Linked DNA regions of Homo sapiens: region 1 is linked to region 2. The links are chromatin contacts, found by Hi-C in ENCODE. All regions are on one chromosome and are shown on one strand. The core of a region is the stretch at or near the end of the contact, and the rest is flanking DNA. Distances in the headings are between cores, read along the strand shown. Region 1 overlaps SERGEF (secretion regulating guanine nucleotide exchange factor). Region 2 holds the start of MYOD1 (myogenic differentiation 1).

Evidence for each region. A loop is a pair of places that touch in the nucleus more often than their neighbours do. Pooled maps may share reads with other maps.
Region 1: a loop to region 2 is called in a map of gastrocnemius medialis, with 6 times the contacts of the local background. The contact joins the enhancer-like site here to the promoter of MYOD1 in region 2. A Hi-C loop is called at or near these places in 1 of 168 maps with a recorded cell type or tissue (gastrocnemius medialis) and 1 of 50 pooled maps.

What each region holds. Positions count from the first base shown.
Region 1 is chr11:17,796,737-17,801,947 of GRCh38, reverse strand. All of the region lies in intron 10 of SERGEF (secretion regulating guanine nucleotide exchange factor), which reads left to right. Among named protein-coding and RNA genes, the nearest start is that of KCNC1, 65 kb to the right of the region's middle. Within about 2 kb of position 3,455, at least 6 of the 41 ENCODE cell types and tissues checked have a DNase peak (open chromatin) inside an H3K27ac peak, as active enhancers do; they include gastrocnemius medialis, where a contact is called at or near this core.
Region 2 is chr11:17,716,760-17,721,659 of GRCh38, reverse strand. MYOD1 (myogenic differentiation 1) reads right to left here and starts at 2,089. Exons shown (of 3, transcript NM_002478.5): 1 at 1,248-2,089; 2 at 680-758; 3 at 1-405. The coding sequence starts at 1,877. The coding sequence ends at 152. RefSeq lists enhancers at 117-628, 629-1,140.

The sequences.
Region 1 (5,211 bases), core at 2,206-4,705, 79 kb before region 2:
ATTTATATTATTAGCCCATGTAGTATGTATGCATCCCAGTCAAGCACTTCATTCAAGAAAAAACAAAAACAGGAGCTATAATTTAGAGTGATGAAGGCACCAAATTAGGCCCCATCGAACCATAAGCACAGTGTTACCTCTTGAGCTGCCCGCTGCTCACCTGGTAGCTCCTACAATTTGTTATTCACACGGTTTCCCAGGTCTCAGGTTTATCATCTCTTAGGCTCACCAGAGGTCTGTATTTGGGGAATACATTCATTCATTCATGTCTAATAGGCACTTACATCTTAAAATGTCCAAAACAGAACTCTTGATTTTCTCCCCCAAGCCTATCTCTCCTCCAGGCCTCCTCAACTTCATAAATAGCACTACCATCCACTCATTGCTCAAGGAATCAGTTTTAATTCCTATCTCTCTGTATATATAATGTATCAGCAGGTCCTAGAAATCCTATATCCAAAACAGTTTATAAATCCATTTATCTCCGTCCCCACTGCTACCAGCCTACTTTGAGCCACCTTCCTGCACTGCCTGGTTCTCTGCAATGCAGTAGCCTCCTAAATCTGCTCCCTGCATTTTGCCTTTGTAATCCAGCCTTCAGAGAGCAGCCTTTTCAAATGTAAATCAGAATTTGTCATTCCCTGCTTAAAACCCTCTCTAGCTTCTCAGCATTCTCAAACTTCTAACTCCTCACCTGGCATCCCAAGGCCCTGCTTCCCCTTGAATTTTTTTTTCTTTCTTTTTTTTTTTTTTGAGACGGAGTCTCGCTCTTTCGCCCAGGCCGGAGTGCAGTGGCGCTATCTCGGCTCACTGCAAGCTCCGCCTCCCAGGTTCACGCCGTTCTCCTGCCTCAGCCTCCCGAGTAGCTGGGACTACAGGCGCCCACCACCACGCCCGGCTAATTTTTTGTATTTTTAGTAGAGACAGGCTTTCACCGTGTTAGCCAGGATGGTCTTGATCTCCTGACCTCGTGATCCACCCGCCTCGGCCTCCCAAAGTGCTGGGATTACAGGTGTGAGCCACCGTGCCCGGCCTTCCCCTTCAATTTTAAGGCCTGCCTCTCCCTTGGCTCACTTGGCCCCAGACACACGTGGTCACCCTCCTTGCTATATCTGGAACTGGCAAAATGCCTTCCTCCTTCCAGCCTTTGTATTGTCATTTCTTCTGCCTGCCAAGTTCTTCCCACAGATATGGCTGGCTCCTTCTTGTCCTACAGGTCGCAACTCAGGGGCCACATTATTGGGGAGGACTTCCCAACTACCTGCCCTTCTAAATCATATACTGTTTTTTTATAACTCATATTACTAGCTGCATTCTGTTGAATTGTATGACTACTTGCTTGTTGTTTCTCCCATTAGAGTATAAGCCCCTTGAGGACAGGGACCTTGTGTGTTGTTTGGTGCTATATTCTCTGCAACTGCTTGAATATTATTGGCACTCTATAACTATTCTTCCACTCATTTATTCTGCAACTCTGGCAGATGAAAAGATAAATAAGTATGCAAAACACAGAGGATTTTTAGGGCAGCAAAACTATTCAGTATGACCTTATAATTAGGTGGATCCATGTCATTATACATTTGTCAAACCCGTATAATGTACAACACCAAGATCATCCATAATGTAAACCACCCACTTTGAGCGCCAATGGTGTGTCAGTGGTGCGGGATGTTGGTGGGGAAGGCTATGAAGTAAGTAGAGGCAGGAAGTATTATGGGAACTGTCCATACTTTCTGCTTAATTTTACTATGAACCTACATTTTCTCTTAAAAAATAGTCTATTTAAAAGGAAAAAAATTCATTAATATATATTAAAAGTATTAACCCATTAGTTTTCTCCTATTTTGTATTGTAATAATTTTTATTGACAAGAAGTTTAATAAAATTTTACTGTTTAGAAAAAAAAAGATAAATAAGAGAAAGACTCTCTTCCCTTCGGGGTTTGATCCATCTCAGGAATTAGCCACTGCCTGGTCTTCCTGAGCAAATCTTTCCAGGACCTCATCTCCCTGTGCTGTCACTGTGGGATGGACGCTCAGCTCTCTAACCCAGCACTTGGGCTTTGTGGGAGCCTAGTTGATGTGTACAAAATGAATTGAACTGAATTGGGCATAGCACCAGACACGGACCAGATACTAAGTAGGTACAATATTTATTCAGTGATTGGAACTTCTAGGGAGAATTCTGTCTCAGATTTGTGTCATCCGTCCCCATGTGAACTCTAGTACCCTAATCTTCCTGCATGTGGATTCTTCTGGACCTGCCACTGGATTCCAGAGCAGACCTTCTTACTACCACCTCCACTATTGCCCCAATTCCCTAGCTTCCTCTTCTGCACACTGGTGATTCCCAAACAGGCTTGAGGAGAGCAAGGTAAGGAGGCTCTGGTGGTGACCAGGCTTCAGGAATGGCAACAGTGCAGCTGCTCCTGGTCCCAGAATGGCATCCATTCCTCCACCCCTCTGCTAGTGCCCCTCGGAGATTGGCATGTTCATTTAATAAGATGACTTTTAATGGAAACAACCTGAAAGTCCCAGCCAGGTCTAAACCACCAGCATACGGGCCAGGCCAGGTAAGAGATAGGAGAACAAGTCCTCCAGAAACTGTTTAAGAGTTTTTGCAGGCCGCGGGTTCAGCAAGGGGAAGTGGACTTGGCCTCCAAAGCAGCGAATGTGGCCTCAGGCTAAGCTAACAGAGGTGGAACCTTGGGGACTATGTGTGCATCTTGGTGGGCCCTTCATCTCTGGACCTCAGCCAGCTCTGGGTACCATACTTCTAGAGGGATGATGATGACTGAGAATCTGCTGAGGGGGCCCTGGTAGGCAATGGGGACAAGCTACCAGGTCATACAGAGGGAGGAGGTATCACCAGGATTGAAGAAATCTTGGAGGACAGGAGAGCAACACCTGAAGGGATTCAGATCCGAAGGTGCTGTGTGCATGCCCTTGCTGCTCCATCTGCCAGGGCCACCTTTCTTTTGGCAGCACCAGGCTCCACAGCAGACCTGCTGGTCCACAGCCTCACTCTTGTACCACATCACAGGGTGTGCTTGCTTCTGGACCTCTCCCAGCCTGTTTCCTCATCCACAGAGTGTGACCAAAATATCTTCTTCCCAGAGCTGTTAAATGAGATGGGTGATACAAAAGCCCATAACGCCATATGTGATCATAGTAGGCCCTCAAGAGGGTTAGTTTCTCTTTCTGCCCCCTCTCGCAAGGCAGCCAATAAGCCCAGAAAGCCAGCAGTTCTGAGAGAACACAGAATTCAGAAAGACAGTCTGTAGGGAGGATTTCAGTTGTTTATAAAACAGGCCAACATGTTTCCACCTTGTAAGTTCTAAATCCGTCATCATAGCTCCCTAGATCTAAGAATAGTCACCCACTGGAGCCAACGTGCCACAGCACGCTCTCACTGCAGGTGACTGAGGAAATGTGTCCACAGCAGCCTCAGCAGCCTCCTACTCCTGGGGCTGGGGGTGGGGAGGGCTGGCCTCTGCCTGTCCCAGCTTGGCTGTTTCTGAACCGCACCCAAATGCAGTTTTCTCTTCCATGCAGTGTTGATCCAATACGTGCCTCACTGGGCTGCTGTCAGATGAGGTGCCTGCAGTGATGCCAGGGGGTGGTTGAGAGGAGCGGGGAGGTAGGCCAGTGGGGACCTTTGCATGGCATTGCCCCACTGTGGGCCTCAGTTTCCTCCTATGTAGAGGGAAAGTGATTGACAGAGAGAACTGGGCAACCTTTTGAGCAAGGGGGTTCTAGAAGAGGTTCCAGAGCAGTCCTAGCCTTGCAGCTTAGAACCCATCAATTCAACACACTTATTTATCACTTGAGCCAAGGCCTTTCTTTTGTCTGGTTTGAAGGAGCCAGCCTGGGGAGCGTGTATCTGCCCACTCTCCTCTTCTGTGTCCACCTTCCTTCTCTTTCTTACACACTTCCATATCCACACACACCACCACACAAATTCTCCAGGATTGGAAGGACTTTTGGTTTGTCTCAGCCCAGCCTCTGCCCACTGTGGGACTGTCCTGGGGGCTCAGGACCTGTGGCAGAGCACCAGCTATGTTCCAGAGCAGTCTTCCAGTCATTGCAGCGTTCTTCCTGATAGCGAGCTACAATTGCCGTGCCCATGGCTGCTGCTTTCCACATCCATGGGTTCCCTTTTGGCCCTCTAAGAGAGAAGAAGCAGCTCCATTCTCTCACTGCCATTCATTCATTTGTCCTTTCATTCACACAACAGCATTGAGCGCTAACCTATGCCAAGCACTGTTTCAGGTACTGGGATATAGCAGCAAACAAAACAGAGTACCTAACTCTCAAAGAGCTTGTGTTTTGTTAGGAGAGAGAGATCATAAAATAAATAAACTGTAAAAAAAAAATGAAGAAAAATAGAGCAGGTGAAGAGATAAGACGGGAGTAGGGGTAGACTGCTATTTCATATAAAGTTGTCAGGGAAGGCCTCTCAAATAAGGTGGGACTCTCACAAATACCTGAACAACATGAAGGAATGAACCTGTGGCTGTCAGGGCCAAGAGCATTCCAGATAGCAGGAACAATAAGTGCAAAGGTCCTGAGGCAAGTACTGTTTGAGGAACAGTAAGAAAGTCAGTGTCACTATGGTGATGTTAGCAGAGTGGATCATGATAGAACATGATGTTAGAGAAGGAGCTGGAGACCCGCTGTTGTTTATTCTGAGTAACAGGAGAAGCCACTGAAGGATTCTAAACAGTGCAGTGCCTTGTCTGACATAGGTTTTAACACAATCACTCAAGTTGCTGTGTGGAGAATAGAACATACAGGGAAACAGAGGCAGCAGAGAGACCAGTTGGGCAGCCCTTGAGGGGTGATGGCACTGGTGAGAAGTGGCCAGATCCTGGCTGTATTTTGCACATTACCTTCCCCAAACCCTTTTTCCACAGGCCCTGCCCTTTTCTTACCTGGTGGACAGCCACAGCCTCCTTGCTGGCCTCCTTGCCTCCAACCCTCACCCCCCATCTACTCCTCTCACCTCATTCTCAGGGCTGCTGTGGATCTTGGTGTGAAGGGGACCCTAGGCCTGTCTGTTTTCCCACATACAGCCTTCTCTGAAGCAATGTGGGCCACAAACCTGAAACATCCCCAGAGTAATCCTGTGGGTGAACAGCCCCACTTTTGATTCTGGAGTAGCTTCTTTCTGCTGCCTCAGCTCCTGCCTCGAGGGTATCCTTGGCCCTGG
Region 2 (4,900 bases), core at 840-3,339:
GGGGGCGGAAACTTCAGTTCTCCCGCCTCTCCTACCTCAAGAGAGGTCGCTTTTAAAGCGCTGTTGGGAGGGGGGCATTTAAGTTCAATCTTTTGGGCGCGAGGGACCCTAGGGGCACCATCCCTCGGGCGGGTGGGCGGCCACCATCCCCTCAGAGCACCTGGTATATCGGGTTGGGGTTCGCACCCGCAGGGCACTGCGGGGCGGCGTCCGGTGACTGGGTGGGGTCGCCGCTGCTCTCTCCCTCGCTGGGGGCGGCAGCCTCTTGCCTGCGCGGAGGCGACTCAGAAGGCACGTCCGCCAGCAGGAGGGCGGGCGCCGCAGGGCTCTCGGTGGAGATGCGCTCCACGATGCTGGACAGGCAGTCTAGGCTCGACACCGCCGCACTCTTCCCGGGCCTGGGTTCTGCGCGGGGAGGGCTCGGTTAGTAAGCAGGGGTGGGGCCGCGACAAGCCTCCCACCCCCGGGCCCAGTACTTTGAGACAGATTGGAAACTGAGGACTTTAGTTAGAGTCCGGGACAATCCAAAAGACAGGGAGCTACTTGCTTAGTATTTCATCTCCTGCACCACTTCCCAGGACATAGGCGTGTGTGAGTGGGGGTGGGAGCGTCCTAGATAGAGGCCAGGACAGCTCCATGAAGGAGGAGGAGCGAGCAGGGAGAGGCCCGGAATACCCACCGCTGGGCGCCTCGTTGTAGTAGGCGCCTTCGTAGCAGTTCCGCCGCCGGGCGCCGCTCGGGGGGCCGCTGTAGTCCATCTGCAAACAGCAAGGGCGACTGAGTCAGGCCCGCGGGACGGCTCGAGGCCCGAACACCAATTCCTGTAGCCGCCCCCTCCCTAACTCTAGCCTAAGGCTCTAGTTCCGGGCCCAGACCTGTCCTGGTTGGGGGGGTAATTACGGGTGGGTAGGAGATGAGGTCTGCAACATGCAGGGCCAAACCAAGGGCGGACAGTCACCAAGGGGCGCAAATTTACATTTTGGAAGTAGGGATAAGTAGAGAAAAAGATCTTCACGTTCGCGCTGCAGTGTTCTAATAGCGCCCCCAATGGGGCAGCTCGAACGCTTGCCCGCACACTTCCAAAACAGGCTACCCCAGTGACAGCTGCCCAGGACAAGGGGGTCCTCTCTCTCGGGAAGGATCCTGGCCCAAACCTCCCGCAAGGCCAGCTCCCCGCCCTCGGAAACGCGTCCCTGATATCCCGAGCGCCGCCCTAACTTCCTCACTTCCTGGGGTCCCGGCCTTACCATGCCGTCGGAGCAGTTGGAGCGCGGGCTGGACGCGTCGGAGTCGCCGCTGTAGTGCTCGCCGCCGCGGCCCGGGGGCAGCGGGCCCGGCGCATAGAAGGCGGCTGCGGCGCCAGGGGGCGCGGCGTCCTGGTCGCGCAGCAGAGCCTGCAGGCCCTCGATATAGCGGATGGCGTTGCGCAGGATCTCCACCTTGGGCAACCGCTGGTTTGGATTGCTCGACGTGCAGCGCTTGAGTGTCTCAAAGGCCTCATTTACTTTGCTCAGGCGGCGCCGCTCGCGCATGGTGGCGGCCTTGCGGCGGTCGGCGTTGGTGGTCTTGCGCTTGCACGCCTTGCAGGCCCACAGTAGGCAGCGGCCCGCCTGGTGGTGCCCGCTGGGCGCGCGCACATGCTCGTCCTCACGTGCGCCCGGGGCCGGGTGCACCGCCGCGGGGAAGTGCGAGTGCTCTTCGGGTTTCAGGAGCGCGCCCACGTGCATCAGGCGCGGGTCCAGGTCTTCGAAGAAGCGCAGGTCCGGGGAGTCGAAACACGGGTCGTCATAGAAGTCGTCCGTTGTGGCAAAGGAGCAGAGAGAGCCGTCGGGGGCCGTCAGGTCTACGTCGCGGAGCGGTGGCGACAGTAGCTCCATATCCTGGCGGTGGCGCGGCACGGTCCTGGCTTCGCCCAACCCAAGCGGCAGAGAGTGGCCGGAACTTTCTGCCGCTCGGGAGCCCCGGCTGTAGATAGCAAAGTGCTGGCAGTCTGAATGCCCACCCACTGTCCCCCACCCCTCCCTCTCCTGTCCGGCCTGATTTGTGGTTAAGGAAAGCGGCGGCAGCGCCCCAGGGCTTCCTCACCCCTAGCTTCTCGCCAGGCGCCCTGGGCTATTTATCCGTAGTAGCCTAAACGCCCCGGAGCCCAGGCGGGCAGCTGGGGGAGGGGGAGTCCGAGGCCAATAGGAACACTGCGGGGCGGGGCTTGGGGGGGTCCCCGGGGTGGCCGCAGGGGCCCGCAGACTGGCCAGCCAGCCCGCCCCTCCACACTGGCGTGCGCGCTAGGTCCCCTACCGGGCAGGGAGGGAGGGAGCGACCGGCAGCCCTAGGCGGCTGCACTTGGCTCTCCGGCACGCCCTTTCCAAACCTCTCCAACACCCGACTGCTGTATCCGCGGGAAACGCTGGCTGCGCGCGCTCACCTCTGAGCTGACTTTCAATACTCCTCTGTCCCCTGATTTGTGGGGGACCCATGGGTAGAGCGGCTGTAGAAATCAGGTCGTGAGAGATTTGGAGAGAGGCAAGGCATTGGGGGCACAGAGCTGAGGAGTGAGACCGTGAAAGAGGGACCGAAAGAGGCTGAGAGACACGCAGAAAGCAGAAAGCTTAGAGCGTCAGGGGCAGAGAAACGCACGAGTGCAACAACAGGCGGAGAGACCCCGAGAGTTGAAGTGGGCGAGCCCGAGACAAACGGGTCGTAGAGGCTCTGATATTCCGCCAGTCCCCGACCTGGGAGTTGCTCAGCAGGTCGTGGGCCCAGTCCTTCTTCCCTAGACGCTTAGAAACCCAGCTATGGTTGTACAGGAATCGGAGATTGCTGCTAAAGCTTCGCGCCAATCTCTCCAAACTCGGATCCTGCCCAGGTTAGGAATCCCCTCCATCTAAATCTGCACGTTTCCACAGCAGGGGTGTCCAGTGCCATGCCTGGGGTCTAGGCTGAGCTGCCTCTTCAGCTGGGAAGAAAACCCTTCTGCTCGGGGCTTGGCTCCGCCTCACTCGCGGTGCTGAGTCAAGGAAAGTGCATTTCGCCAAGGTGTCAAACTTCAGGACCTGGCCTGAGAACCTGACCTCATCTCACCTGAAGTCTCCGAGAGTGCGGTTTGCAGACCAGTTGAGTGCAGACTCCAGAGTTTCCCAACTGTGTGATTTTGTGGAAGTCATGTCTCCTTCCTGAGCCTCAGTTTCCAGTTATAGATTTGGGGATGACAGTAATTTCTTGGAGTAATTGTGGTGGGGATGACAGTCTGAAGAGACCAAGGATATGGAAGCCCTCAGGCGGTGATGTAGGGTTATTCGAGCAAGGGGCTTTCAGAGTTGGATGCTGTGTCCCGCAGGCTTACAACTCATCTGTGGTACCATGCCCTGACGGAGTGCCACGAGTCTCCAGGCCTTAGCTGTGTCTCTTTCCTGCAGCCTCACTGGAAAGGCTGGAAACAGGAGGAGGCAACCACCCCATGGGATGTGGGATATCTGGCTCCCATACAAGCCTCAGCATACCGGCCACCCCCATGGGGGTCTCTCAGCCTCTTCCTGAATCTGCAGTTCACACAGTCCTCTCAGCACTCTGGCTAGGAATCTCCGTTGGCCATACATCCCTGCCTGGATCTCCCCTCCTGGAAACCAGAAATTTAAGCAGGAGTGATCTTTGTGCCTTTCCCACTAACTTCTGGAAGGCATTCTAGCTGGCCGTTCTGGGCCCTAAGAAGTCCTCCCTTCCCACAAAACTCAGAGGGCTCTGTTGGGGTCCTAACTTCTTCACTTCTCTGCTGCTGGTAGTGGTGCTGAAGGTCTCCCTTCATGAAGTACTCACCTCGCTTTACTCCATAGGGCCCACCTGTATTTGTTCATTCAGTAAAGTCTACATCATGGAGCAGCAGTGACAGTAACTCTAAATCCTGGCAGAGGCAGCAAAGTCCTGGCCTCACCCCACCCAAGCTGCAGGGGGTCACCCGGAAATCCACATATTGTTAGGTATCCATTATGTGGCAGGTACCAGTCCAAGTGTGGGGCTAGAGCAATGAACAAAACCAAGACTCTGCTTACATGGCACTTACATTGTCAATGTAAGCAGGGTGATAGACAATGAACAAATAAGCAAGGAAGTATGTGATGCCAGGAGGTTAGAAGCCTTATGAAGAAAAAGCAAGGCAGGGAGACACAGTGATGAAGATTATGGAGTGATTAGAGAAGGCCTCTCTGCTACATTTAAGCAGAGACCTGAATGAAGAGAATTGGAAGCAGATACCTGGAGATATGTAGGGCCAGATAGAGGGATAAGCATGTGCAAAAGTCCTGAGGCAGGACCATGTTTGGCAGATTCAAAGTATGGCAAGGAGGCTCATATGTCTGCAGCAGGGTGAGTAAAAGAGATAGTGGGAAATGGGGTGAGAGAGAGAGAAACAGGATTATATTCTGAGATGGCTTGAGCCATCTCACTGGAGGGCTTGAGCGGAAGAGAAGAATATCACTATCTGATTTACATTTTAACAGGAGCATGCTGGTTACTGGAGGGAAAGGGCAGAAGGAGGGAGACCAATTAGGAGGCTATTGCAATAATCCCAGTGAGTGGAGCTGGTGAAAAGTGGTGGTTGAATTCTAGATATATGTTTTCAAGATGGAGCTAGCAGTATTTACTCACGATTGCATGTGGGAAGTGAGATAAGCAAGGAGCTAAGGATGACTCCTGCAAGAATGGAGTTGAGAAGACTAGGTTTGTGGGTGGTAGATTAAGTGTCCAGGTTTGGGCAAAATTTGAAATGCATATCGGATATCCAGATGGAAGTGTGGATTAGGCAGGGGGATTTTTAAGGCTGGAGTTCCCAAGGAGAGGTCTGAGTATGAGGAAGAGCTGTCCATTCTACCTCTAAGACCTGTCTCAAGTCAGTCCATCCCTAGTGTCA